Regions from separate parts of the Homo sapiens genome. Here region 2 is linked to region 1. Evidence: chromatin contacts called from ENCODE Hi-C data. All regions are on one chromosome and are shown on one strand. The core of a region is the stretch at or near the end of the contact, and the rest is flanking DNA. Distances in the headings are between cores, read along the strand shown. Region 1 holds the start of FOXP2 (forkhead box P2). Region 2 holds the start of PPP1R3A (protein phosphatase 1 regulatory subunit 3A).

Region 1 (2,700 bases), core at 113-2,612:
CCCTATGATGGGCCCAATAGGATCCCAGGTTCTGAGACGCTTTTTTGAAGCAGACAGAATGAAAAGTGCAGAAATGGTAATTTATAGCCCAGCCAAGCTACCTTTTTAACTGACACGAGTATTAAACTATCACACCTATTTGAAGAAATATAATGCAGTTTCTAAAAATTACTCATCAATTCACAATGTGTATTCCTGGAAATATATATATTTCTTCACAATCAGTGATTTGAAAAAGACCCACCAACCAATTTTTAATAAAATCATGAACATGCATATAAAACTACAAAGATCATCTGAGCCCTGACTCCTTTCATGTTTGTACAAGCTTAGCAAAAAGAGTTTCCCCTTTAGCACAAAATAAACATCTGCTCTACACAGCACGGCACAGAGAGGCACCCAAACGTGTGGTCAAACTCCCTTTTCAAAAACTTGCGCCCTGACACATACTGGGGCATTTACTAAAAGCAAGATGACATGGTTATTATCAAACCATGAAAGCAGGAACCCTGTCTTTATTCTTCTCAAGATCTTGCAGATTTTTTTTTAATACAAAAGAGGCCTTCTTTATTTGCTGTCTTTACTAGTGATAGCTTAAATCTACATTACGCTACTGACAGATCAAAAACAGTTCCTGTGTCTGGTCTCCCGGCTTTTCCCTCGCAAACAGATACAATGCTCTAGTTCATTTCAATGAGCTACAGTCTCAGAAAAAAAAAAAAGTAAAGCAATTGCCAAATCTACCAGTAAAGCAATCGTAAAATCCCACCCCTCTCTAAACTCTTACAGATATTCTCTTAGCAAAAAGTAACGTACCTTCTCTGGAAATGTTAGAGCAAACTTCCCGGTTTCAACTTCATAGGAGTTTGTTAAAGAGATGAAAAATTAGGAAGATTCAAAAAAGCCAGCACAGAAAACAGTATAAAAAGAAGGGAAAACTCAGAAGCTAGCTCACTGTCAAAGCCACCATCAGACAACTATTTACAGCAGTATTTACACTACTGTGAGTACACCTCTGCCCGATCACGTCCCAGACTGATGGCATTTTGTGCTGGTAATTAAAACAAATCAAGCAGCTCTGTGATTGTTTTGGCGTCCGTGGACAATCGTACACAAAATCAGCATTTAATCACTAGGGTATGTCTTTGGTGTGCAACGTGAGGGGTGACAAAGGTTCAAGACTGAGCCAGCATGCTTACCATAATCTTTCTAAAGTAAGTGCTTCATTTTTGTGTGTGTGTATGTGTGTGTGTGCATGTGTGTGAGTGTGTGAGTGTGTGTGTGAGAGAGAGAAAGACAGAGAGAGAGAGACAAAAGCACCAGTTTGAGTCTCTCAAGTCCTCGGTTAGCTTTCATGTCTGTGATAAATACACTTCTTGCTTCCCTTATTAGGACAAGCTTACCATTATACACTGCACTTTTGGTAAAGCTCCAGTGCTCTGCAATTTACAGCCAAAGGAAGTAGTTTACAAAAATAAGCAAACCCAAGACAAGCATTTCACAGCCACAACATCAGATAAGCCAGAAAGAAATAATCTTCAATGCACATCAAAACCACTTCACAATGACAATTTGTCCAAGCAGATGTTAATCAAGCTTCAGCCTTTGAACACTAGATACCATCAATTACTAACCTTAATTGAAATCACAGTTCTCCAGCTTCTCTGCCAGCATATTCAGAGGATGATGTATTAAGATATTTACAGTAAAGTAAACAATGCATAGTTGCAATGAAATGGAAAATTTTCAGCTAATGGTGTTTGTCAATCCTTTGTCAATTTTTCTGCCTGCCACAGATGTTTTCTTAGCTGTTTCACAAAAACAGGAATCAACTAGCAGAGAAGAAAGACTTTCTCTCCCCCAGGAAAAGAGTACAAAGCCAAGTCTGTACACAGCAGATGCAAAAGAAAGTCCATCTGCTACCAGCTCACAACACCACATGGAGTTTTAAGATTTTATACTGTAGGTAGCCTAGCAGGGTTTGTGTGGACCCCATAAGCATGAAAGGAAGAGAAATGGTAGCCTCAAACTGTTAAGGTAAAAACTACAGCTACAGAGACAGAATGAACAACTTACTGAAGCTGGTAAATCAAAGGTTTATTTGCAATAATTTTCCTCCTATTGCAAGAACTGACTAGTTTTTTAGGAGTTACACCCAAGACAGGAACGACACTGTCTTAGTTTTATGGCCTTTAACTCTGGGCAAGACAACTTGAACTCACAGGTCTCAGCTGAACACCATCGTGAGTGGACAAGCTTTAACAGCACCCCACCTACAACTTAATGTGAGACAAAACAACAGTTACTGAACAAAGCACTTCGAAGAGATCTTTAACCGGCCACCACTCCTGCCACTGACTTATCTTGTTTTAGTTTCTTCAGATGAGTAACATCTGCCACTACTTTTGTTGCACATTTAAATACTAAACAGAAGAGGGAAAGATGTATAAAGAAGTACTTAAAATAACTGCTTCTAATAGCCTTTAATACAGACATTTTGGGTAAGTAATTACAGCAAATTTCACATTTCACCTTCAACCCCTGAGGCTGCACTATTTCTCCACCTCCCCTGAAAGGAACTGAAAGCACTTATTCTTTAGCTCTGTGATACAAAACCGTTTAATATTCTGTTAGCAATTTTTTTCATTTTATAGTTAAATAATTCACTCATTAAAAGTATGTTTATATTGGTTTTTTTTT
Region 2 (2,700 bases), core at 86-2,585, 500 kb after region 1:
GGAGTTTTCTATGTACATATCTGTACACATTTTCTTTTTTATCACTTAGCCATTTATCTTGGTTATCTTTCCATATTAGCACATAAAGTGCTACTTTATCCTTCTAAAACATTCTATTGTATGGGTTATTTATCCAATGCTCTTTCGAGAGGGACATTTAACAGGTTTGTAGAGACTGTTAAACGCACAATTCTGTTATGAACATAGATCTCTATTTATCTTTGTATACTTTCCCATACTGACAGAGCAAATTTCTAGCTGGGGCATTTCTCGGTCAAATTGTGTGCAGTTAAATTTTTATAGGTTTTTACCAAAATGACCATCCCCCAACTTGGGTTTTATGACATAAAAAAAACGTGACAGTTTAAGCAGGCTGTTCATACTTTAAAACTCATATTGAATTTCAAGGTGTGATGGTATCAACTTCTGCTTTGTGGGCATAAAATGGCCATTTGCAAAAGAACATTTTATTCTACGTAGATGTATTAGTCCTGGATCAGGCTTACCTTTGCCCACTTATATTTGTAAATCAATAACATGTCTTATCTGTATTTTCCCATGGCTTAATTAAAATAAATGTACTAATGTTTAAAATAATGAATTTGATTACTTCTTTGTTCTAGGCTTTTGCTTGGGTTATTTCTTCTACCTGGACAATCTGCCTTGCTCCAACCTTGCATGTCTAAATTCCACCTACCCTTCATGCTTTATTTAAAATGATACCTTCCCCATCTGAATCATGTTTCCTTCCTCAGAACTTTCAGCACCTCTATTTAACCCTTTTGTAATAAAGCTATACATTTATAAATCCCTGAAAATGATAGCTGTCATTATTAGTAGGCTCTGGATCTCTTCAGTTCTATAAATGTTCTTATCTTTCCCTGTTTGCACTTACCTGCTCCATGGATTAATTTAGTCCAAACTACATATTCAGTATTGTGATACTACTTTTATTTTATTTAAAAAAAATCCACATTTTCATTTTTAACATCAACTAATTAAAATAATATTTTTATCCTAAAGTTCCAGGATTTCCAATACAGCAGAACATGATTTAAAAATATCTGTTTGGAACTTAGCTCATAAACAAATACAGCTTTAAAAACTGCCAGTTAAATCTGAAACATACTGGTGGGAGTAGCATGGATGCTATCATATGCAAGGCCTTTAGGGGGAGGCTAGCAGGGTTGCAGGCTAGCATAGTTGACACGCCATTGGACCTATTTATAGAGCTGAGTTCTTTTTGCAATGTCAACTGTAACATTATACCTATTTTAAGCCTCAGTATCTCAAATGTCAGCCTCTACTAGTCGTACAGTTCTCTCTTATTTGATATCAGAGAGCCCAATGGAGCCTTCTGAAGTACCTAGTCAGATTAGCAAAGATAATTTTTTAGAAGTTCCTAATTTATCTGACTCTCTTTGTGAAGATGAAGAAGTTACTTTCCAACCTGGTTTCTCCCCTCAACCAAGTAGACGAGGTTCTGATTCTTCTGAAGACATATACCTGGATACCCCATCTTCAGGTACTAGAAGAGTTTCATTTGCTGATTCCTTTGGATTCAATCTTGTGTCTGTTAAAGAATTTGATTGCTGGGAATTACCGAGTGCTTCAACCACTTTTGACTTAGGGACGGACATTTTCCACACAGAAGAATATGTTTTAGCCCCACTGTTTGACTTGCCTTCTTCAAAAGAAGATCTTATGCAACAACTCCAAATACAGAAAGCAATACTGGAGTCAACTGAGTCTCTTCTTGGGTCTACAAGTATCAAGGGTATTATTCGAGTTTTGAATGTTTCTTTTGAGAAGTTAGTATATGTAAGAATGTCTTTAGATGACTGGCAGACACATTATGACATTTTAGCAGAATATGTTCCTAATTCATGTGATGGTGAAACTGACCAGTTCTCCTTTAAGATTGTATTGGTTCCTCCTTATCAAAAAGATGGCAGTAAAGTTGAGTTTTGTATACGTTATGAAACTTCTGTTGGTACATTTTGGTCAAATAATAATGGCACAAATTATACATTCATTTGTCAAAAGAAAGAACAAGAGCCGGAGCCTGTAAAACCATGGAAAGAAGTTCCTAACAGACAAATAAAAGGCTGCTTAAAGGTAAAATCAAGGTGAGGATATATCTTACATATTTTATTATTCACAATCTTAAAGTTTTTATGTCATTCTTTATTTCATGTGTTGTAAGAAAGTGACTCTATTTAAAAATATACTGCTTGCTATGTAAAAAACAATGGTGCCAGGCTTTAACAAGGTCAAAGCTATTCAAATAATAGCACTGTGTAACCCTTTCTACAAATGTGAGAAAAAATATGGCTGTAATGCAATAGGTTGGGAGAGAAGTGCACTGTGTATATTACTTGCCTAATGAGTTATAAATTATTCCTGCTCAAACCATGAAATCTAGATTATTCACATATAAAATTATTTACTTTGACATTTAAAGTACTTTTATTTTCAGTCGTTTTTAAATGTCTATGCTTTCCTTTGAAACAGTTTTGATTAACATAAAACTATATTTCAATATGTATCTAGTTCTCAGAAATTTGTAAACTTCTCCCAAAAGCTGCAAAGAACTTCTTCATAACTGTTTTGAGTTATACAGGGATGTTTGAAGTGATACATGTTAATTTAAATTATAAAAGAAATGACCTTAATGATTAACAGAAAGACATAAGTATA

Evidence for each region. A loop is a pair of places that touch in the nucleus more often than their neighbours do. Pooled maps may share reads with other maps.
Region 2: a map of gastrocnemius medialis shows a loop between it and region 1 (4-fold over the local background). The contact joins the promoter of PPP1R3A here to the promoter of FOXP2 in region 1. A Hi-C loop is called at or near these places in 1 of 168 maps with a recorded cell type or tissue (gastrocnemius medialis) and 2 of 50 pooled maps.

Annotation. Positions count from the first base shown.
Region 1 is chr7:114,413,477-114,416,176 of GRCh38, reverse strand. It overlaps FOXP2 (forkhead box P2), which reads right to left and starts at 1,362. Exons shown (of 17, transcript NM_014491.4): 1 at 817-1,362.
Region 2 is chr7:113,917,644-113,920,343 of GRCh38, reverse strand. It overlaps PPP1R3A (protein phosphatase 1 regulatory subunit 3A), which reads left to right and starts at 1,335. Exons shown (of 4, transcript NM_002711.4): 1 at 1,335-2,129. The coding sequence starts at 1,348.